2 separate regions of the Homo sapiens genome follow, and region 2 is linked to region 1. A link is a loop called in an ENCODE intact Hi-C map of the cell type or tissue named here. Cell type or tissue: K562. All regions are shown on one strand. Links, peaks and the distances in the headings refer to the core of each region. The heading gives the core; the rest is flanking DNA.

Region 1 (12,307 bases), core at 1,390-9,389:
TCTTTGTTTCTTTTCTATTTAATTTCTGTTCTTAAAAACAAAATTCTCCATATACTGTTCTCTTTGGGCTTATCTTGCTGTTTCTCTACCACCAATCTTGAGTTGCAGACAGCCCAATTTTTGGTTTTTCCCCTCATAATATATAGATAAAATAATATATTATAAAATTTATTCTAAAAACTAATTTGGATATATTTATTTTCATTTTAAGTTAGTTCTAATTAGTTCCTAGTTTCTATTTTTGTAGTTTTCTTTGACTCAAAAATATAAGTTTCAAACAAATAGCTTGCTATATTTTTGAAGATTGATTTCTAATTTTATTTTACTGTGGTTATATACTGTGATTTGTGTGAATTCAATTTTATATTATTTATTAAAAATTTGTGATCCAGTTCATGTTCAATTTTTGAATTAATGTATGCTTGGAAGGAATGTGTACCCTTTAATTGTGAGTGGCAAGGTTCAACATATCACCATCAAATTAAACTTATTAAAAATTCTCATACTCATTGAAACTACCCTGTATGATACTATAGTGGTAAATATATGTCATTATAAATTTGTCTAAACCCATAGAATGTACAACACCAAGATTGAACTTTAAGATAAACTATGGACTTTGAGTGATAGTGATGTGTCAATGTAGGTTCAGTTGTACCACTCTGGTGGAAGATATTGAGAATGGGGGAAGGCTATGCACATATAAAGTAGGGGATATATGAGAAATTGCTGTACCTTCTGCTCAATTTTTCTGAAAAACTAAAATTACTCTAAAAAATAAAGTGTATTAAACATAATTCTCACCATGCTGATTGTTAATTAATTCATTTCTCCTTGTAATTCTTTCAATTTTTAAAAGTACAGAACTATTATTACTGATGAATGGTTACCTTTGTCATTATACAGTCTTATTTTAGTTTTACTATAACTAAATTTTTGTTAGTATTTGTCTTATATCTTATTAAATCTCCCTCCTTTCAATGTTGATGAGCCATTATGCTTCAAGTGTATCTTGTAAATGACATGTATTTGGATTTAAAAAAAAATTATCCTGAGACTTTCTAATGGGCTAGTTTATTCTGTTTATACTCATTATTTCTGATATTTTTGGATTCATTTATACCATTTAATTTTATTTTCTATTTATGATCCTTTTCTTTTTGTGTATATTCTATTGTATTGATTTTCTTTATTGTTTCTCTTTTCCCCCATCTATCATTTTGAAACTATATAATTGATTTATATTATTTTAGTGGATTCCCTTAAATTTTTAATATACTATATTGATTTAACGAGGTAAAAAGAATCTCTATCTTTACCTATTTGCTAAAGAATATATGGGACTTAAAAAGCTTTAACTCTAGAAATCTCTCAATTCATCCATGTATTCTATTTATATCTTATTTTTAACATCCCCTGCTCCCAAATTAGTCATTACTATTATCATTTAAAATAGATGTATCCATGTTGAGCCAACTGTCTTTGTTCCATATAGTTTTTTGTATAATATTGTTTCATTTAGGATCAAAGTACAACCTTAAATAGTTCTTTCAGAGTCTTTGAGTAATCAACTCTCTAAGTCTTTGCCTTTGTAAAAATATCTTTATTTCTTCTTTATTATAAGACATATTTACTGTTGGAAAATAACTTAGCTGGGTATAGAATTCCATGTTGAGAATTATTTTCTCTTGGTATGTTGAATATGTTATTCCATAAAGTGCTGGCTATCTTCTCCAAGTCTTCTCTACCTGAAGCCCACTCTGGACCTGCTAAGCCAGTAGAGTGCACCTTTTTCAGGGGTCCTAAACCTGTAGCAGCCTACTGAAAATCATATAACTTTCTCCCTAGAAAAATGGATAAAATAATGCCTACTAATTTGAGAGTTACAGATGCTCTTACGCTCATCTTAGCCTTCAGTTTAAGAACACTTGTAATAGGGCTTTCAAAGGTGGAAGATCTTTCCCAGTGAGAGACAGGCCCTACATCTTTCCATGTACAACTTTGGCCCTAAAGTTCCCACCCTGATGAGCAGAGTGATGGATCATGCGCTGAGAGAGCTGCTTTTGTCTTTCCAACCTAAGGCTTAGCTGAAAGAGACAGTAATGGAGACAAGAAGCTTATCCAATGTGAAATAAATTGCTAAACAGCTATCTGTGTAGAAGCTGGAGGTGAAATACAAGTTGCTATTCTGTCCGTATAACCATTGGTGGTTAGTGGTACAGCTACACTCACATGGTACACCACAAGAGGGGTATTCAAACAGACTTATCAACAGGAATTATTTAGACGTCTCCATGTCAATTCAGTCAATAGAAGGTTCTTGTTAACCAGGCATTGGAGACTACAAAATAACATTGTGTGAGATTAGGAAGAGGCTACAGAACTGAGCAGAATCTTGCAATGGGGAGGTATGGGGGTCTTCATGGGTCATAAGCCCACTCTTTATTGCCCAAAGGAGAGCAAAACCTTTTTACCAGCTGACCTCTGTATTAGTCTGTTCTCACATTGCTGTAAAAAAATACCTGAATCTAGGCAATTTATAAAGAAGAGAGGTTTAATTAGCTTGCAGTTCCACAGGCTGTAAAGGAAGCATAGCAGCTTCTGCTTCTGAGGAGGCTTCAAAAAACTTACAATCATGGTGGAAGGTGAACAGAAAGGAGACATGTCTTATATAGCCAGAGTGGGGACAAAAGAGAGAGTGGGGAGGTCTACACACTTTTAAACAACCACATGTCATTAGAACTTACTCTTGCGATGACAGCATCAAAGGAGGTTGGTGTTAAGCCATGACAAACCGCACCCATGATCCAATCGCCTCCCACCAGGCCCCACCTCCAACATTGGGGATTACATTTCAGCATGAGATTTGGGTGGGTACACAGATCCGAACCATATTAATCTCCTTCACATATTGAATAAGGTTATGAATAGGTAAGAACCATGTGAGAAATTCACAAGAAGATGTACAATTTTTTGATCTTCAATAAACTTTTATTTAACATCTGTTGTGACTGAGGTATGCCACTAGGTGCTGGGATGTAAGAGCTCACCTTAGAAAAAGATTTTTTCCCCCCAATACCCCTTCCATATTTTATAGGCCTGAAAAACAAAACATACCCGCTCCCAATGGCCACCCCCTCCCCCAATGACATGCACCCACAGACAGTTAAGGATGTGTGGGTATTTGTATACCTTGTAAAAAGAGTTGAGCTAAATTATAGCTCCCCATTTAAAAAACAGTGGTAGTCTAAAGCTGCAGAGTGCAAAATTCAGAGATTGCCATAGTAACTCTGCTTTTCCCAGGAAGTAATTGAAAAAAGGCACATTTTATAAAAATAGAATATTGATGTTCATATCTATAAAGGAATTAATTTACTGACTGATAGAGGGGAAAGAAGAAAGATGAGCCATTGAGCTGCATTTTAATGTGATTGCGATTATCCCCAGGGTGGCAAGCAGCTTAAACTCGTTCTTTTATTTTTGCAGCAAAGAGCACTTTTCTTTTCAGCTTGGTTTGTGTATAGAAATAGTTTCCAGAAATATATAGAGTAATAAGGAATTAGAGAGCACATTTAGTAAAACACTGAAAGGCTCCAATTTGTTTCTTGCCATTATCAGTCTGATGAATGTTAAAATTGCTTGGAGTATATTTAATCACTGTTCATGATTAGTACAGCAGCGATACTATAGGAATAGCTGCAAATGTACCATTAGCAATTAGGGAATTCTGGTCTATCACAGGTGCCATCATGAGACCAAAGACAAACACATGAATGAAAAATGATTAGGCTAGGAAATAATAATGATGATAATCATATTCTAGAAATACTATTTAGAGGGTTGACAGGATTTTGATGAAGACTTATATATGTGTATATTTTTATATATGTGGTGTAAATATATGACATAAATATTCCAGGGCCTGTTCTCTGGAAATTTTCTTCTAGAGAATTAGAATTATTCTCAAGGTAATTTTTTTAAATTTCCCAATCACATCCCAGCTGGCTAAAAAATGATCCAGTTGAAAGCATCTCAGATGGTGAACTCTTAGGCCTTATGGCAGGAATGGGGAGGAGAGTTTGAGGAGAGAGCCCTCCCTAGAGACCAGTGAGATCACACCCCTGGTAAGATTGGTTCTAGCTGGCAGGAAGTGAGAATAATGTGGTTTTTCTCTCAGAACAATTCTTAAACTAAAGGACTAGAACTTTAAAAGTTGAATTTCAGGCTGGGTGCAGTGGCTCATGCCTGTAATCCCAACACTTTGGGAGGCCGAGGTGGGTGGATCATGAGGTCAGGAGTTCACAACCAGCCTGGCCAAGATGGTGAAACCTTGTCTCTACTAAAAATACAAAAATTAGCCTGGTGTGCTGGCGGGGACCTGTAATCCCAGCTACTCAGGAGGCTGAGACAGAGAATTGCTTGAACCTGGGAGGCAGAGCTTGCAGTGAGCCGAGATCACGCCACTGCTCTGCACTCCAGCCTCGGTGACAGAGCAAGACTCTGTCTCAAAAAAAAAAAAAAAAAAAGAATTTCAAGCATAGATACCCTGGCATGGGAGTTTTGGATGGATGGAGTTTTGGAGAGGCTGCACTGGGCTCTATTTAGGATTTATATCTGTAATCATACACCATATAATGATGTTTTGGTTAATGACAGACCACATATATGACAGTGGTCCCTTAAGCTTATAATACCATATTTCTACTGTACCTTTTCTATGTTTAGATACATAAATACTATTGTGTTAAAATTGCCTATAATATTCAGTAGAGTAACATGCTTTACAGGTCCATGGGCTAGGAGGAATAGGCTATATGATATAGCCTAGGTGTGTGGTAGGCTAGGTTTGTGTAAGTATATTCTATGATGTTCACACAAGGACAGAATTGCCTAATCATGCATTTCTCAGAATGTATGCCTATCTTTAAGTGATGCATGACTGTATTATGATATTTCTTATGCTTTGGAACAACACTACTATTTTTCATTTATCTATTGCTTCCCCTACTAGGATATGAGCTCACAGAAGGAGGGAAGGATAGTGTCTTAATAATCTCTGAGGTCATAGGCCTGGCACAGTTCCTGGAATAGAGAGACAGAGTGGTAAATAAATGCCTGATTGATTGATTAAATGAATGAATTCAGTGAGGCAGACTTACATCCTCTTTTTTAGGGCCATCCTTGCTCCCTGGACATTGCCACTGGCTTGTCTGATATCACAGTCACCTTCACTGCTGCCATGATCCTTGATAGAATTTTACAATAAATTTCTTTTCTAAAAATGAAATTTCTTTTTTTTTTAGAAGAAATGAAAAGAGCCAATATTTATTGAATACTTGCTATAAGCCAGGCACTGGCCTGAGTACTTTATATGTCACTATGTACCTTTAATCTTTTCCAAAAGCCTGGTAGAGTATTATTAATATCCCCACTTTTCAGAAAGGGAAACTGAGGTCCAGAAAGAATAAGTAACTTGGCTGAGATTTTGTAACTGGCAAATGGCAGGGCCAGAATTAGAAATCGAGCAGTCTAGCTTTCATTATTTTCCCCTTTGTTCTCAGGACACTGAGTATAAATGGAAATAAACCCAATTCTTAGATGTCAGAAATTAGGGTAAAGATATTTTCATCGTGGGCAAGGGCAGTAAGAAACAAAGATGCATTGCTAGATCACAGGAATAATTATGTGGGGTCTTTGATAAAATCTGAAAACCTAGAAAGCATTTTCCAAGTATTAGAAAGCATTCATGTTTACATTGTTGGAATGAGATTGTAGCATCGCAGTGTAAGAAAGGCCTTGGATAATTCTCGATGGTGTGCCACTTAATGATAACTCACTATTGTTTTGAGCTTGCAGCTTTTAAAAATACTTTCATGTCTTGCTTTGTTTGATCCTCACACCCGCTCTGAGATATTCAGTGCCGATAGGGCAGACATTAGAGATGCTCAGTATTCTGGCTTTCTTCTTTGGGCACAGGGTAGATTGTACTTACCTGTACCTTTGAAATTGGGTCTGACTATATGAGCTGCTTTGGCCAAAGAAATGTGAGTGGAAATAACACATGACATTTCTAGGTGAAAGCCTTTGAAAAGTGACTCACCATGTTCTCTTTTTCCCTGCTACAATGATGAGCTATGTTCTGGATAGTGCAAGTTCATATGCTTGTGTGTTTAGAGGACTGATATGGAGGAAGGCCTATATGCAAATTATGACTCCATTATTTTAATATCAATACCTCTTATATTTCTGATTTTCTAAATCCTTATTATAGTGCATATATTATCTGAATCTCTGACCCCAAACACGTGTCCCTCTGGGGAGTAATGTGGATAGCACTGGTCTCCCTAGGAGGCTGGTAATGAGGCACGAGGGCATTTGGTGCCTGGATAAAGGTGGCAGAATAAGGAGCTTAGTATTATAGATACAAGGATACCTATTTCTCCTTTTCTCTTCATTTTTGGGCTTTGAAAATTAGACAATCAAGCATTATAGGAAACAACAACAGTATCCAACTCAGAATTCCTGCTGGCTATTTTCACCTTGGCACATCCAGTCTGCAACCAGCTTCAAGTGCTCATGAAACAGACATCAGAGTATTTTTCTACTTTTTGAAACCTACCACATTACATCTTAAGTGACTTACTTGATAAGACTTATATTTAGGGTTTTTTTGTCTGTTTGTTTTTATTTTCCCCCATCTCAAAATTAGCTAAGCATGAAGATGAAACAGATTTCTGTATGAAGACTAAAATCTCAGGAAGAGGTGCTGAATTACAAAGGGAGTTTAGTTAGTTAGTTGATGAACCATGGTGGGTGCCAGCATGTAGGCACATCAGATTTTACAGGCTACATCTTTGTGTCTTGCCTGTTGAGAAGGCATCCCAGCCCAGGATATATCCTCCAAAAGGAAAGGGAATTGGACTCTAACTGGGCAGCAATGAGAATAATTTCTTTGAATGTTACACCATTTACTTGTCAGTGTGTGGTGAGCACTCAGCTTGACTGTAATGACCACAGGATCCTGAGTTATCTGCACCAGCTGCTCAACCATGTTTTATTTTGGTGATCGAAATCCTAGTTAAAAGTATCCTAGTTGACTAATGAAGGTATTCTAAACTTACATAAGTAACTGAGTCCTAGCAATATATTCAAATGTCAAATTTAGGGATGTTGACATTTTAGATTACTTTATACATCAAATGATTTATCTGAAATCAGGAAACAACCACTTATAATACCTCAGATTGTATCGATAATAGTTTTAGATCACTCTATTTTTATACATTTCTGGGCACAAAACATGATCAAAATAATGTGGGATGTAACTAAAACATTTCTCTCCATTCACACTCTTCTACTACATTAAATTTATGTTTAAAATGGCTGGAAGGTGAAAGAGGCAGAATCCTTTAAGGAGAATGCCCTTAGCCAGAATCCCAGCTTCCATCAAGCAAAACAAAACAATGGCTGGGAGTAGATGGGTGTTTAATGACTAAAATCTTCAATAATATATGGGCAATAACAAATAATAGTGATCATGAGAAATTGTTTCCTGATTGTGTGATACACAGTCATGTGCAGGGTGGCAGTGACGACACGTGGTCCAGTATTTCATGGCCTTTTTTTGTGTAACAGTATGTGCAAGGTGAGAAAGCCTACAGGAAACGAGCGACATAGAGCGGCCACATAGGCAAAGTGGAGGCTTTTTTTTTTTTTTTTTTTTTTTTTAGGAGGCTGGATTTTCCTTCTCAGTCACTGGCTTGATAATTAGAGCCAGCAGCAGGAGGCAAATTAAAGCCTTATTGGAAAATTCTAAATAGGTAGGTGTTTGTGGGTTTTGGATATTTCTCCAAAGCCCTGAAGCAAGACTGAAATGTGGGAGCAGGCATAAGCACGTCTTCCCACCAAGCCAGATACATCCTTTAGCAGCTCTCAAAGTTCTTAAAAACCATAATGCTGCCATAGAGAATGAGGTCTGCATGACTTCTGATTTTAAAAAAGAGCAGACGTAATGAGTAATAACAATTGAAGTCGAAATTCTGTGACTAAGATTCTTGTATGTGGTCTTGTATTTCTTTAACTCTTACTCCACAAGGCATTTTCTTTTAGAATTAAAACATAAATGTACACAATATCTACTTAATGTGATTATTAAGAGTTTCTAAATAGAAAAAACCCCAGCAATATTGCATGGAAGTACTTGCCTTAAATGGATGAGTTCTCTGTTTTCTGTAATTGAAATGACCAGCTGGGGCTGGGACTGTAAAATCTAAACAAGCATTACTGTCCACCTAGTGACAATGGCCCCAATCTCAGCATGAGATTTTGAAGGAACTAACTTGCTAACTTTAGAGCAGTGGTTCCCAAACTTCTTCCTGACTCCAAACTCTTAAAGCTGTAACATCTGTTAGGAGGGACTTTCTATATTCATTAAAGTTTATTCCAGTTCGTTCCAGTAAAAGTCTTGCTATACCATGGCAGGGGTGGGGGAAAAGATATCTGGAGGGAATGAGGAAAGTGTGGTTTAAAATATTTCTTCTTCTTGCACTGAGATCACTGGATTAAAGAATGAGTCCTGCAAAAAACAATTTTATATGTGTTAATTCCTCAGGTGTTAAGCATATATTAGGAGAAAGAGCTAAAACATAGAGGTATTGCCTATGAGGCAAGGATGCAGGCAGTTTTGGTGATATGATGCAGCTACAAAGAGAAGATGGTGCTTGATCTATTATTATCCTTTTTATGTCACTGATTTTTGTTTTTGTTTTCTACTTGAACATTTATTGAGCAGTTATCTTTTCATTCTTGAGTCTACTGAAACAAACATGCCGCATTTTGTTTTACATAAAAGGCACATACCATATATAATGTTTAGGATTTTTTTTCTAGTCACTTAACAATATATTTTAGAGCTACAACAAAACTACTTCATTCTTCCTTTATGGCTTTATAGTTTACTACTGTTGTAAATGTTCCAACTATGTTGTCTATGAATGGAAAACTGTTTTTTTAAGTTTTCTCCTACTAAAAAAAGTATTATAATAAATGTCTATGTATCTACATCTTTGCTGTCCAAAGAGATGGGCATTTAGAAGTTTGGCAGATTTTACCCAATTCTTGCTCAAAGAAGTTTTACTAAATTGTGTTCACACCCACAGTGTATGAAAGTGAATCTCTGCCTCCTTGGCTGTGGTATATTGTCATTTAAAAAATCTCCATCCATCTTATGGGTGTAAAAAATGGTATTTCACATTCTCATTTACATTTTTTAAATTATGCATGAGACTGATTATATTTATAATTTTTCTTAACTTTTGTTTGAAGTTCAGGGGTACATGGGCAGGTTTGTTATATAGGTAAATGTGTGTCATGAGGATTTACTGTACAGATGATTTCATCACTTAGATATTAAGCCTAGTACCCATTAGTTATGTCACTTTATTCTTTGATTGCTTTCCTATTATTAAAAAAAAACTAATAGATCTTTGTTATAAAAAGGTTGTTCAATATAAAATACTGTGAATCTCTCCATTACATGGAGCTACTGATTACAGTTCATTTTATATTTGCCCAGACATCTCTTTTCTGGAATATGTATCTATTCGTGTGTTTATGCATACATGTTTTTCTTACACATGTACTAATATATATTAATATGCAATTACTCATTTGTAACTTTGATTTTTTTACCAAAATATGATCATACATTTGTGTTTTGCTTTTATTCACTTAGCAATTTTATTAAAGATGTCTTTCCTTATTAGTACTTACATAGACCCACCTTATTCTTTTAAAATGGCTGTGTTGTTTTCAATAATATAGAAGTTTCATAATATATTTAACTATGCCCTTATAGATGGGCATTTTGGTTCTTTCCCTTTTTCGTTGCTGTTATAAACAAAGATTTGGTGCATATCATTCTGTGTATATTTGTATATCTATGTATTTGGTGTGAGAAATTCTGTAGGATAGTGAAAAACAGAACCTATGATTCAAAAGAGTACTTATTTTTAATATTGACACATATTGCCAAGTTATTCTAACAAAATGGCCATAGTGATTTATATTTTCCTTCAACAGTGTATGAAAACACCATTTTCTTACATTTTTATCAACAGTTGGTATTACTAATCTTCAAAAATTTTTCCAATATGATGGATAAAATTATATCTTGTTTTCATTATTTTGATTATTGGTGGAGTTGAATATAATTCTATATATTTCAGGCCATGTACACTTCATCTAAGTGAATTGTTGCTCATTTTTTCACTTTATTTTTTTTTCTTTTTTCTTTTTCTTTTTTTTTTTTTTGAGACAGAGTCTCGCTCTGTCACCCAGGCTGGAGTGCAGTGGCGTGACCTCAGCTCACTGCAACCTTCATCTCCCAGGTTCAAGTGATTCTCCTGCCTCAGCCTCCCGAGTAGCTGGGATTATATAGGCATACACCACCACACTCAGCTAACTTTTGTATTTTTAGTAGAGATGGGGTTTCACCATGTTGGCCAGACTGGTCTCAAACTCCTGACCTCAAGTGATCCACCCGCCTCAGCCACCCAAAGTACTGGGATTACGGACATGAGCCATCGCATCCGGCCCTTTTCATCCATTTTTCTACTGGGGCTTTTATATTTTCTTAGTAATGTATTATGGCTCTTAACCCTTTGACTGTTATGTCACAGGTATTTTTTTCCCCCAGTTTTCTTTTGGCCTTCTAATTTTGTTTAAGGTTTATTTTTTTTTTCTGTAAGAATCTGACATTTTAATACATTTAAATCTGTCAATTTTTCCCTTTATGGCTTTTGAATTCTATTTCATGCTTATGAATCTCTTTTCTGTCTCAAGATTTTAAAAGTATGCCTTATTTTATCATTGAAGTTTTATATTTAGATAATATAAATATTTTGATTTTTAGAAATTTAGATTTCTAGTTACACTGGAACTTTTTCTGATTGATTCAAGTAGGAATGTAATTAGACTTCTTAAATATGAATAACCTGTTGTTTCAACACCAGGGGACACATCCTCTATTCTCTGTCACGGTGTAGGATAGTTCATCCTTTCCTAGTGATTTGGAGTATCTATCCTACACTAAAACGTTACATACACATAGATATGCTTCTCTACTTTTTATTCTGTTCTGTGATTAAAATAGTACTATACTGTTTTAGTTATTTTAAGGTATATTTTCTTAACTGAGAAGGTAAGTCCTCATTTTCCCCCCAAAATGTTTCTGCCTATTTTTCCACACTTATTCCTCCAGAGGCTTTTCATTTTAAAATATGGTAGTGATAATCTCAGAGGCAGTTTTCTTGGTCCAACCCTTGTAGTTCTAGTTTTCTAGCCTTTCTTTCAAGCATTATCATGTCTTGAATAATAATGGGGAGAAAGAGATACAGCCTTCCTTCTGTCTGCTAATTAATGCCTTCCCAGGACACTTTTCCCTGTGCCCATCATTCAAGTAGTCTTAGCCCTGAGATCCTGTAAATTTTTGTCCCAAGTACTTATTGCTGCATGATAGACTACCCCAAACCTTTTTGTTAATGGGCCAGTTGGGACCATTAACAAATAAATAATAAATAAATTTTTATCTATTACTTTTCGAAACAGGGTCTTACTATATTACCTAGGGTGATCTCAAACTCCTGGGCTCAAGTGACTTCCTCCCTCAGCCTCCTGTGTAGCTGGGATTACAGGTATGCATTACCACTCTTGGCTCTATCCCAAACCTTAGTGGGTTAAAGCGATAAACATTTTATTGCATGTTATAACTTTGGGGTCAGGAATCAGGGCAGAGCTTAGCTGGGTAATTCTTTTATTTTACATGATATGAACTGGGGTCAGCCAATGCTAATCTGCTGGTAACCAGTCCAGTCTACTGGGTCCATGGTGGTTTCACTCATATGCCTGGGTGCCTTTGGTGGGAATGGCTGGTAGCCTGGGTTAAGCTGGATCCCGCTTCCTATGCTTGTGGTCTCTTCAGCGGGATAGTTGGACTTACATATCTGTTCAAGGCTCCAAGAGTAGGCATTCAAAGACATAGGAAGTGGAGGCTGCCATTCTTTGAAGATCTAAATTTCCAAACTGGCACCACATATCCGCAAGATACTGTTAGTCACAGCAGTTACAGAGCCTGCCCAGATTCAAGGAGTGAGGGCATAGACCCCCACCTCTTAATGGGAAAAGTGTCAAAGAATTTGCATATGGCAGTTTCTAATGATTACTTTGTGCATGCTTCCATGGCATTTAGAACCTAAAGTCAGACCATGCGATGACTTTATTGTTTTATGAACTCCAGAAATGTACATAT
Region 2 (12,307 bases), core at 1,403-9,402, 64 kb before region 1:
GAATAGTTATACTGTAACTACAACTTCTGATTCCAGAGAAGTTCTATTTTAGAAAGCCTTATGTTCAATAACATTTATCGATTATACTACATGAATAATTATGCTTCATTCTTCTGGTATTAATCTCATGGGGACCTAGTTTTTTTTTTTGTTTTTTTTTTTTCGAGACAGAGTCTTGCTCTGTTACCCAGGCTGGAGTGCAGTGGAGTGATCTTGGCTCACTGCAACCTCCGCCTCCCATGTTCAAGCAATTCTCTTGCCTCAGCCTCCGGAGTAGCTGGGATCACAGGCATGTGCCACCACGCCTGGCTAATTTTTTTTTTTTTTTTTTTTTTTTTTAGTAGAGACGGGGTTTCACCATGTTGGTCAGGCTGGTCTCTAACTCCTGACCTCGTGATCTGCCTACCTTGGCCTCCCAAAGTGCTGGGATTATAGGCGTGAGCCACCACATCCAGCCAGGGACCTAGTTATATAATCAAGATACAACCTTTAACCTGCCAACTTCTTGATAAAGAATCCCAGCAGTCAACAAATACTCCAGAAGAAAGAAACATGCCCTTGAAAATTAAGGCAAACTTTTCAATATTTATTTATATTTTCAAGACAAAAAAACATAAAATTCGCTTCTTTCTATTATAGAAATAATCCATGCTCTCTATAGACATTTTAGAAAACATAAAAGATCTTAAAGAAGTAAGTAGATAAAATAATTATTAGCCATATGTCAGTGATCCAGTGATATCTACTATTAACATTTTAGTGCCATAGTAAAAGCTGAATAACCAGCATTTTCATAAGCAGTGCTTCGGATGAGGCCCATGAAAAAGGGGTTGCTTGGTTTGCTTGCAAAGAAGAGGTACAGGGAGATAAAATATTTTGTCAAAGTCACCCAGTGAGAGGGTGGCAAAACCAAAACAAAAATGCCAGGCTCTGGGATTTTCTAGCATTAGTCAGAGGTGAAAGTCTCTTCGTGACCCAAGAGCTGCTGACTGTTGTTTTTCTCTGCCATTTTCTGGCTGGTGGCTAAGGAAAGGAACAGCCATCTTCAACAGAACACAGCTGACCCTGCTCAAGGACAGACAAGGGGATGATATGTGTCAAAGCAGTTGTGCATGTGGTTTCATCCCATAGATTCCCGCAGGAGAGGGGAGGTGTTCCCTCTGTGGGGTAGGAGGGAGTGACTGGGGGTAGATTTAAGGAGTCTGGATCTGTGAACTCCTTAGCCTGAAGAAGGCTAAAGAGAATTGCCTCAACAATTGAAGACAGATAATGACTAGCCTTTGCTCCAAAGACCTGTCAAGCTAAGCCATTAGTGAAAACTTGTTTCTTGTTCTCAATCTTCTCCAGAAAGAAAAGTTTTTGGCAGCTAAGGTGGTAATGACCAACATTTGGGAGTCTCAACCCACTGCTAGGTAAAATAGCTATTGGCCTTGGGCACTAAAGCTGCCAGTGCATAGATATTGCTAGTAATCCAGCATTAGTGTTTTTCTTCTTCCTAAAATAAGCAGCAGTGTAGTCTAACTGTACCAGAAGAGCCGTAAGTTTGCATTTCAAGGTAGGAACCTGGACATGCTCCATTAACCAGCTTCCAAACAATTGCTCTGTCGCTGAAGCTCATCTTCCTTAACAGAGGCATTATTACAGCAACCAGCATATTTTCATAGACCTTAAGACCTTCTACAAAACATTGGCAACAAAATCCCCTCAAAGTTCCAGCCATCCTGTTCACACCTCAGAATAATGTACTGTTCACTCTAGCTAATTTGTATGGCAGTGTTAGCCTCTCAGTTTGAGATACTACCCAAAGATCACTTACTTGGAAGTCGCAAAGTCGTAGAATATTAGAGCTAGAAGGGATCGTATAGGTTATTTATTTCCACCTTACCACTTTATAGATAGAGAGAGGTCCTGAGAATATAAGTGATTTGTTTTCAGATGTGAAAGGGTGTGCATTTGGGATCCTGGACCTTTGTCAACACCGTCTCATTTCTCTCCACTCCTTTAATGTGACTTACAGAACCTGGAAAACCTGGTCCCAAAGACGTGCACTTACTTGCCTTCGTCAGTCTCCTTTCTTAATGGAGCATCCTAACAACTGATTCAGAGAGTTCTTTTTGAGGTCACCTTCTCCTGGGGACAAGGGAAGAAAGACCATTCGACCATCCAAGCATCCTTAACTCAGCTCTATTTAACCTAGAGACAAGGAGAATGTTGAGCTAAAGAGAATGATAGTAGTGTTTTCTCTTAAAGAAATAGCTTCAGACTTTGGTATTGGATTGATAGGGAATCCCATTCCAGGATGTTGACCTTCAGTTGCCCTGCATCCTCTTAAGAGTGCTTCTTTAACTCTCATCGTATGTGTAACCTGCAGAAAGGGCTGTTTCCTCCTGGTAAGGAGCAATCCTGAATGAGAGACCCCCAAAGAAGATGGAGTTGAAATGACAAAACCTCAGAACACCTGAGCGTAGTCAAAATATGAGTGCAGAAGCTGATAATTTTAACAATTTTAACCAACTGTAACTTTTATTATAGATAGCACTTATATGGCAATGATTCATTTAGTTATCCTTCTCCCTGCCTGGGTTCAAATTCTGGCCCTGACAATTACTAGCTATGTGATGCCAGGTAAGCTGTTTAACCATGCTATCCTCAGTTTCCACACCTGCATAAGTGATAATAGCACCTACTTTGCCAAATTATTATGAAGATTAAGTTCAGTGTGTATTTGACTTTCTCTTCCCAGGGCCTACTATCATGCCAGACTAATGAGTACTCAATAATTATTTGTGAATTATTTTATTAGCATAATTTTCAATAAACTTCCTTGGAAGGCTGAACTTAAATAATTTCTTTGTTACATGATGCACTGAAGAGAAGAATTAGGCCAAGATATGATTTTCTATTCATCAGAATGAGCTGAAGATAATGTTTGTCTGTAAAGAGAAGTTGAAACCAGATACAAGTTTTGAATATTTTAGGACAACGCTTGAGAAATGTTAGAATATCTCCATTTTCACATTTAGATATGTTCTTAGAATTGCCTTTTGTGTCCCATCCAAGTTGGCTAGAAGCTGATTTGAATTTCTCCGCAAAAGTTCTAGACTATGGGTACTAGATACTTTTTATTGTCTTGCTTAGCCAGCAGTGGTCTCCTTCTAAAATCTTAAGCATTTAGAGCCCATATCCTTTATTGGACGTGTTAGTACACATTGTCTTAGGGCATTTATAGTTGTCATGGTTTGTCATTTAATTATGATAGGTTCACCTTATATTTTGATTGGCCATAGCTCCTATTGGGGAAGGACAGAGTCTTATTTCTCTCTCCCTCACAGGCCCTATCACAGTGTCATGAATAACAGTGAACTATTTGTTGATTGATAGGTCTAAAATTATGTTTGTCTTACACTTTCGAAAGTGTCATTTCTGAAAGGGAAGGTGTTGAATAGCCTTCTCTAGGGATCTTTAAAAATAATGTAGGTTCTCACCTGATTGGGGTGAGGAAAGGGAGGTCTTTGGGGGCAATGAAATGGCCTTTGGTTCTGAAACTGGAATTGTTTGAACTTCAGTTTGAATGTACATTTGAAAATAACGTGTTAAAAGTATGACAGGATATTCTATTCAGAAGATGGGGCTGGGGCCAGGCCAAGGATGTGGATATATAGAAAATGTTCTTCAGCTCAGAAGAGAAGAGTACAGGGCAATTATGAGAACAAGAGCACAGAGTTTAGAGCACATTTTGCACAGTTGGCACATTTTGCCAGGCCTTACAGGTCCAATGCACTGTTTCTGGAAGAGAGCAGGAATACTAGTTTTCTATCACTGCCATAACAATACCACAAACTTAGTGGCTTAAAACACCTGTTTCTGGCCGGGCGCGGTGGCTCACGCCTGTAATCCCAGCACTTTGGGAGGCCGAGGCGGGTGGATCACGAGGTCAGGAGATCGAGACCATCCCGGCTATAACGGTGAAACCCCGTCTCTACTAAAAATACAAAAAATTAGCCGGGCGTAGTGGCGGGCGCCTGTAGTCCCAGCTACTTGGGAGGCTGAGGCAGGAGAATGGCGTGAACCCAGGAGGCGGAGCTTGCAGTGAGCCGAGATCCCGCCACTGCACTCCAGCCTGGGCGACAGAGTGAGACTCCGTCTCAAAAAAAAAAAAAAAAACAAAACAAAACAAAAAAAAAACACCTGTTTCTTAGTCTTAATCTGTTTCATGCTGCTATAACAGATTATCTGAGACTGGGTAATTTATAAAGAACAGAAATTTATTTTCTCACAGTTCTAGAGGCTGGGAAGCCTAAGGTCAAAGTGCTGGCATCTGGTGTGGGCCTTCATACTATGTCCTCACATGGCAGAAGGCAGAAGGGAGCAAACCCAGTCCTGCAAGCCCTTTTCATGGTAGCATTAATCCATTCACAAGGGCAGAATTCTCATGACCTAACCACCTCCCAAAAGGATCCACCTTCCATTGGTTGCACTGGGGATTAAATTTCTAACACATGAATTTTGGGAGGCATGTTCAGACCATAGCAGTTATCTTACGATTCTCTAGATCAGAAGTCCAGTATGAGTCTCACCAGGCTAAAATACTCTTCTCCATTTCGAAGTGTCCCAGGCATCTGAGGCTTAATATATCCTAAATGGAGGTCCACTCTTCACCCCAAACCTGCCCCTCCTACTGTCTTCCTCATCTTAGTAAATACCAATTCTATTCTGGTGGTTGCTCATGTCAAAAACTTTGGAGTGTTCCTTAGCTCTCCTTTCTTCTAAGCCCTGTTCAACAAATCCAGTTGGCTGTACATTCAAAATTATACCTAGAATCTGATTATTTCTCGCCATCTCACAATCTCTCATCTGGATCCCTGCAGTAACATATTTAACTGGTTTTGTTTCTTCTCCTCATAATCTATCCTCTGCACAGTAGCCAGAGTGATCTTGCTAAAACATAAGCTAGATCTGTCACTCCTCTGCTCACCACAGTCAGTAGTCTCATTTCATTTGGAATGAAAAAAACTAAAGACATTATGATGGCCTAAGAGGGTGTCTCTATTACTCTGGTCTTCCTGTGCTCACCATTATAGGTGTTGCCCCTCCCTGATGTTTTGGATCATCAGACATTGAAGTCTCCCACCTGGCCATGGCCATGGGTCATCCTGGTGGCAGATTTTAGGTCAAATAGGAGTTCCTGGTCCTCCACATCCTCTGGCTCACTCCTGACTTCTCCTATCGCCATTGTGATAGTCATCAGAGTCTGAGTGTAGGAGATGTTCTTGCCTGACTCAAAAAGTTGATAAAAACATTCCTCCACAGGGTTACAGACTCCTCAACCCAATGACAAGCCCAGGGTCATTTTCTGGTTCTGCTGCTCTTGTACCTAGTCAGGCCAAGTAACTGGAATGGCAGTTGTTTCTGTGATGCATACCATTGTTGGAGTTTGAGGAGGGGAAAGATGCTCTTAGAAAAAGGGAAGGGTGGAGTGGGGTCATTTCTACTTTATGTTAACCATGTGGGTCTTCCAACATCTCTCTGCTTAGTTGGTTATACTCGCGGGAATTTCATGCATCTCAAAGTACACAAGCATCTTTGAGAACAATTGTTGCTTGTTATTGAATTCAGTAGCTGGTAATGAGGTGAAGGATGTAGACAAAGCCTTTCCTTAAAGAATAGCAGGGTTGGGATGGTGTGGTATACATCCGCTTCCTCCCCTTGCACTGTTCTTGTTACTTAGACGGTTCAATGCATGCTTTTTAAAAACAAAACTGACACATTTGTAAAAGCTAATGAACGTATAAGATAATAAATTGGTTATACACAAATAAGGCCTAGAATGCACACATCTTATTACTGGAATTCAATATCATCGTGGCCAAGAAAACTGAGAACGGGGCTAAGATCAGCCCAGGGCCTTTTTAGGACATCTGATGTGGCAGTAGGGTTGATGTGTCATGTCCTGCTTTTGTCCAATAGGTCATTGCCTGTGAGCAGCAGTATGACTCTTCCTATGACGCTCGCTGTGACGTCTGGTCCTTGGGGATCACAGCTATTGAACTGGGGGATGGAGACCCTCCCCTCTTTGACATGCATCCTGTGAAAACACTCTTTAAGATTCCAAGGTAAGACACAAGATGGCGCTCTTGACTCATTAGTTCTTTGTGAAAGCGTCTGGTTAGAGGGATAATAAATAGTTTGCAAGCAATTTCTCTCCAAACCTGACAAAGCCTGATTGTGAAATATATTTTCTTTGAAAAAGCAAGGGGGGCTGGGGGGGACAGAGAAGAGGATGTTCCTGAAAGATAACATACCCCAAGGAATAATAAGACCATGTTGGAACAATTGCCTATTTTTAGCACTCAGCTTTTTCTGAGATACTCATTTTTTGTACTTTGCACGATAAGACTACGAATGGAATTGTGGATTAAGTAATCTGTCTAAATGCTAGTGTTTTCTTTTTAATTACATACTTTCTCTAGTATTCAGTGAAAACATATGTATATCATATTGCTGTATTCACTCAGACTAGCATTGAAATGTATCAGAAAATGTTACATCAGCGCTATATCTTACTCTCCATCCCTTAATTTCCGTCTCAGTGGAAAATTGTGCGGAAAGAGGTCTGTTTGGAGAGCATTTAAATGCAAGTATACTTTCTATTCTGTGTATTCATTAGTGGTTTGTACAAGAGGTTGGGTTGCCTTTCATTGGAATCGGGCTGATGTATGGCCAGCTCACGGCTCTAGTTATGGAATATGAAGCTATCCAGGGACTCCTTCCCAACCAGGGTGCAGATTGAGAGATAATTTGTACCTTCCATATGTCTCTTTCAAAGGAAGGCTCTGGGCAGGCTGGGAGCCATTTAACTGCCTTAACAATACAAATGTTGACCTTTCCTTATCTGCACAATCACACAGCTATCACAGCCTTTAAAAATTTCTCCTGATTGCAATTTGCATTTCTGATTAGGTCTATTTATATGCAGATGAGGCTCTCTGATGTTCATCATCATAATTTTATCATTTTATACCTAATCCAGATGTGAACAACCACCAACCACTATTCCAAAAATGATTCCCACCCAAGCCAGAGTTAGTCTTTTTGCCTTTTTCGAATCACAAAAACAGGTCACAGCGATTAGAGGAGCAGACGAAGCACCTGGCTTTTTAAATTAATAGTCTGGTGAACATTCAAAAGGATATAAGAATGCAGGAGCTAAAAGCTGCATTGTGTATAGTAATAAGTCAGAAAATGGGAAATGGTGTCTGGAATGATTTGTGTGTGTGCTTTGATTTTTTTTTACAAATGGTTTACCCCTCACCATTTATTTAATGTGGCAACATAATTTCCTGAATATCAGGATTAAGGTGTAGCTTCTCTTTAGCAAAATAATATGTACTTTTGATAAGAGATCATCTATATTTTTTTCCTTTCTTGTTATGTATTTGTATACAGACCAGGTGTTCAAAAATTTCTTAAGGTGATAAATGTGAGGCAGCAAAGAGTGTGTGTTTTTGGCGGGGGGGAGGGGGGTGTATATGTTTAAATAGACCCTTCCACTCTATTGACTCCACTTAGCTTGCTTCTGTGCCCAGCCAAGCTTCTTCTAATAATCTCATATTCTCTCACCACTCATCTCTTCCATCTTGGGAGAAGCCTCCAGATCTCCAGATGTGGAATACGAGTAACTAAGTCTCTACTGCCTGCCTCGGGACAGAGTGGATCCCAAGAATTGGGCAATTGTTAGAAAAGGATCCTTATCCCAACTTAGTTTAAGGCTTTGTTTCTCTCCCCCTAGTGTAACCTCCTGCCCTTTTAATGTCTCTTGGTTCCTGTGCAAATGATGAATCAGATTGAACTAGGCAATGTCAGCAATAATCAGTCAGCAGATTCTCAGTGTGATTATGTGTGCTCATGTGTGTTCAACACTTGCCATTGTCACAACCTTAATGGCTGACGTGACATTCTTGGACAAGAATGATAAGAGGTTTTATTTTATTTTATTTTAAATCTTAGCATATTTACGTACATTGTACAGCTTTTTTCTTCCCCAAACCAGGAAAAATATGTTGGGTTTATATTCACCAAGTTATTTACTTTAAAATTACTCTGTCAATTAGAATTGCACAGTTCTCTTTGAAGGGTTATGGATTGACCAAATGTGTGCATCCTGTGTGAGTGCTACTTAATTTCTAGTGCTAAAAATGTATCCTTTCCCCAGAAAAGCTCTTTGATGAAAAGTACAGAAATTAAGCATTTATGTATTTTAAAAAGGCATTCAAATTATTTACCTGTGTGTTTCATTGGAATCGATCTCAGTTCAGTGCCTGTCTGTCTGTCTGTCTCTCTTTCTCTCTCTCTCTCTCTCCGCCCCCTCAGTGGAGAAAAGCAAATGAAAAATAATGACAAAAATCCTTTGAATCCATTTGGCTTCAGAATTAATTTTTTTTCTATTTGAATGTGACTATTTTCAGTGCTTTGGAATTCTTGTCAGTGAAACAATGAAATCCTTTTCAGGGTATGTTGGGATCCAGAATACTGCGTGTGGCTTCTTCCTCTGGCTTTCCTCACTGACCTTTTCCCGGCAACCCTTTCTTTACTGGAAATAAATTGAGTAAATTACCCAGTAAGGGAAGAAAATAAAACCTTGATGGAGTCAGGGAAGAAGTGACTTTCACAAGTTAAAAAAAGATTTATGAGTTAATGAAGTGCTGGTTACCTGTGAGCCTCAGATGTCAATAAAACAGGTAATTAGGAAGGTTCCCTGGGTATTGTCAGGAAATAGGTGGCAACTTGCCTTGATGTGGTTGATTTGCCTGTACATGGGTCTCCTTGCTTTTCCCTTTTCTTCCTTTATCCACCTTCTCCTTTCTCTTGACCTTCACATTAGAAGATCACACACAGGGTCATCGTGACCTGCTTTGAAATACTGCGTGACTCACAATCTTTCCCACTTTGCAAACACACAGAAATTACCTGCTGATTGGCAGAGCATCCACTATTTGCTGAACCTGTCAGCATGTGTCATCTCGTCTAACGCCTTTGCTCCAAAAAAGTCACCCCTCTCTGACTGTCACTGCTCTGTCTGCTGCTATTTTTCCCCAGGAGTTATAAGAGAGCAAATGAGTGAATATCATTTCTCTCAACATCAGTGGATTCAACTGTCTCTCATGACTCTTTACTGAGGACTTCTTTAAAATTCCAAAGGCTTAAAAGGATCTTGAAGATGACCTGGATATATTTTTCCCTTAAAAAGAGATCCGTTTCATAGATATAATTGCAAGAATCAATAGAGTTAGTGGAAATATACAATTATGTTGGTCTCTTGACAAGCAGGTATCTTTCCTTAGCTTTGAGTCTTTGGCTAATGACCCCCTTGACTTCCATAGAGGGGAGTGAGGAAGGCTGTGGGCATCAGTGTGGGTGGGTTCACTGGTCAGTCACTGACAGCTGCATCATCTGCCCATTTATTTGGGGCCAGGTATGAGCTGACTCTGTCCATTGTCTCATCACACATTGAATATTTCCACTTTATTCCTTGTGGAAAAATGCAGAATGTTTTCAGGATTCTCAGCAGAAATGTCTTTGGCTGGAAATGGACAGCACAGGCTGGCCTGAACATTCCAGTCCCTGAAGCTGGTGATTATCCCTTCCTAAAGAGAATTTCCCTGCAGTACACAATTCAAAAAAAGGACAGCTCATGATCATCACCAATTTGCATTTCGGCTTGTTTCCCTCACTAAATCTAGGTTGTTCCAAAGTCACCTGGACCCAGCTGTATTTGTTTCTTAGGGCTGCTACAGCGAATGACCACAAACTCGGTGGATTAAAGCAACAGACATTTATTCTCTCACAGTTCTGGAGGTCAGAAGCCCCACATCAGCGGGTCAGCAGGGCCACACTCCCTTTGAAGACTCTAAGTAAGAATCCGTCTTTGCCTCTGCCAGCTTCTGGTGGCTCCAGCTTTTCCTTGGCTTGTGGCAGTATGATTCCAATCTCTGGCTTCGTTTTCACATGGCCGCCTTTCCCACGTCTTTGGGTCTTCTTTTCTGGTCTCATATAAGGACATAGACTTAGGGCTTATCCTAATTCAGGATAATTTCATCTGGGGATCCTTGCCTTAATTACATCTGCAAAAATTCTTATTCCAAATGAGGTCGCATTCTCAGGTTCTGAGTAGACATATCTTTTGGGGTTCACAATTTAACCCTTTATACCAACCAACTTTTATGTTTACCACATTCCCTGAGAAACTAATTTGCGGGCAAGATACAAGACAATTAGCTCAATGATCATGGAAAAATAATAGCTGCTAAGATCTGTCAAGTGCTAACTGTGGGGCAGGTACAGTGTTCTGTGTTTTAGAAACAGAAATGCATTTAATCCCCACAGCAACTCTGTGAAGTAAGTACTGTTACCACTATTTTTTCCAGATGAGAAAACTCAAGGATGTTAGGCAGGCTTGCTTCCCTCCTTTTCAGGGAGGAAAAATGATTTGAATCTGAGAAGTTTGACTCTAAAGCCCACATGTTTTGCTACTACATTGAAAAGTTAAAGCCCTTCCTTAAATTATATTATGTGTTGATGAATTACATATGTTGAGCACTGAGGGGACTGGGGTATATGGAAATGAATAGAAAGTGGTCCTGCCCTTTAAGAAGCTTACAGTCCAATATCTTTCCTCCTCCCAATTTTAAGCTGACATTATCAACCTGAAAGTTAGAATATTATTAGCATCATGACTGAATCAGCCAAGAAACGGAAGAACAGAAATCAAGAGTGTTGTCTTAGGTGAACATAGGCTGTCTCTGGCTCATTGATTTATGACCCGCAAACCAGAAATCTCTCCCTTCTCCAAACTCCCCTTAAAGGAACTGCTTTTTAGTTCCTAATTTAGAACACTTAAGGCAAGTTTTTAAACTAAAGAATTGTGGAATACATGTTACATAAAAGTAGAAAAATACTTCAGGATATCTTATTCTCACCCAGAAGTTTCTGTCTTATCTCACCTTCCTTGCAAAGTTGTATCTCCCGTGTCAGGGCTATTTCTAGTATAGCCAACACCTTCTCTCCCTTTGCCTTTCTCTTATTTTTTCTCTTCCCTTTTATTTATTTGTTTTTTTTTTTAGTAGGAAAAGCTCATTCTTGGTCTTGAGGAAAATGGAAATCTGTTTCTGGCATGCTAAGTTGGAACACACTTTCTCATGAAAGCAGTATTTTCAATGGTTATTTAGGAGGAAGCAATAGAATAGCTGAAGTTCTCTACTTTGGATGCATTATTAGATTTTTGTGGCTAAATAGAGCTGTATGACCTAGTCTAAGGACTTAGGCTTCCTCTAGAGCTTTATACTTATGGAAAAAGAAAATGCTTTCCAAGTTCGAAACTACCAGTTTACAAAAGAGCTTTGGAGCACAATCCACTGGGAACTTGGGAATGCCCTTGTCCTCTACCCTAGGACGCCTTAAACTTTGTTCGTCCAGACTCAGGCTTGGGTTGGGTGCTTGAGTTGCAGAGATGACAGAGTTTTTGCTGTCAAGGAGCACATCAGTTTACTGCCTCCTCCTCATTTATCGGTAAAGGTGAAACGGAGAGAGTTTGGATAACAAAAAGGAGAAATCAGATTTTTGGGAACCCAGGGTCTGGATCCTTGTGGACTGCCTGGATGCTGTGGGTAGTGGGGCAGATGGGCAAGTCACTGCTTGAAATATTTGTGTGTCTATTTGAAGAGCTTCCTCAGGGACTCAGTGCCTACAATCGACTCTCATCCTGAAATAGGATCCTTGGGCTAAATTTTTATCTTACATAGGCATTTTTTTTTTTAAGATTCCTTTTGATGCTGACTTTCCTAATTCACAAACCAAATTGTTCCTATATGGGAAGCAGTAGTCTCTGCCTGCTCCTCCGCTGTGAGATGCAGAGGCAGCAGGGAGCCCTGAGTCACCAGTAATTGTCTCACTATTACAGAATTGTCACAGGACATTTTCCTTTAGGGCTGTGAAATATAAAGGAAAGAAATTAAAACTAAACTATTGTTGAAGTGTAATGAGTGAGGGGTGCTGAGTGTTTAATGGCACAGTGAGGCTGGATTTGCCCTGGGGAGTATTGGTTTCTCTTCACCAACCCAGGTCACTTAGCTATTGGCCTTTTGAGCAATGAATCCCCACGATCCAAGCTTCACTCATAAAGCAAGAAGTGCTAGAAGAATTAGCATCATTTAGCATTTATTGAGTGCCTAATAGCAAAAAAAAAGTTTTAAAATATTCCAATAGAAAAACAGTTATGTTTTATGTATCTTTTTCTTTCTTTGAGAGATTT

What was found. A loop is a pair of places that touch in the nucleus more often than their neighbours do. Peaks named below come from ENCODE experiments on the same cell type or tissue, not always from the same donor. Only the 100,000 strongest peaks of a DNase experiment are listed, where the experiment ranks them.
Region 2: a loop joins it to region 1, with 2.2 times the contacts of the local background. A loop is called at or near these places in 2 of 110 quality-filtered maps.

The regions. Positions count from the first base shown.
Region 1 is chr2:170,294,172-170,306,478 of GRCh38, forward strand. The region is part of intron 7 of MYO3B (myosin IIIB); the gene reads left to right. Among named protein-coding and RNA genes, the nearest start is that of MYO3B-AS1, 51 kb to the right of the region's middle. In K562, for the core only: no CTCF peak of the experiment used is centred there; a DNase peak (open chromatin) is centred at 5,058.
Region 2 is chr2:170,230,024-170,242,330 of GRCh38, forward strand. It overlaps MYO3B (myosin IIIB), which reads left to right. Exons shown (of 35, transcript NM_138995.5): 7 at 5,968-6,113. Among named protein-coding and RNA genes, the nearest start is that of MYO3B, 58 kb to the left of the region's middle. RefSeq lists a silencer at 7,696-7,990. In K562, for the core only: a CTCF peak has its summit at 6,131 (motif pointing right); a DNase peak (open chromatin) is centred at 6,178; H3K4me3 peaks cover 156 bases.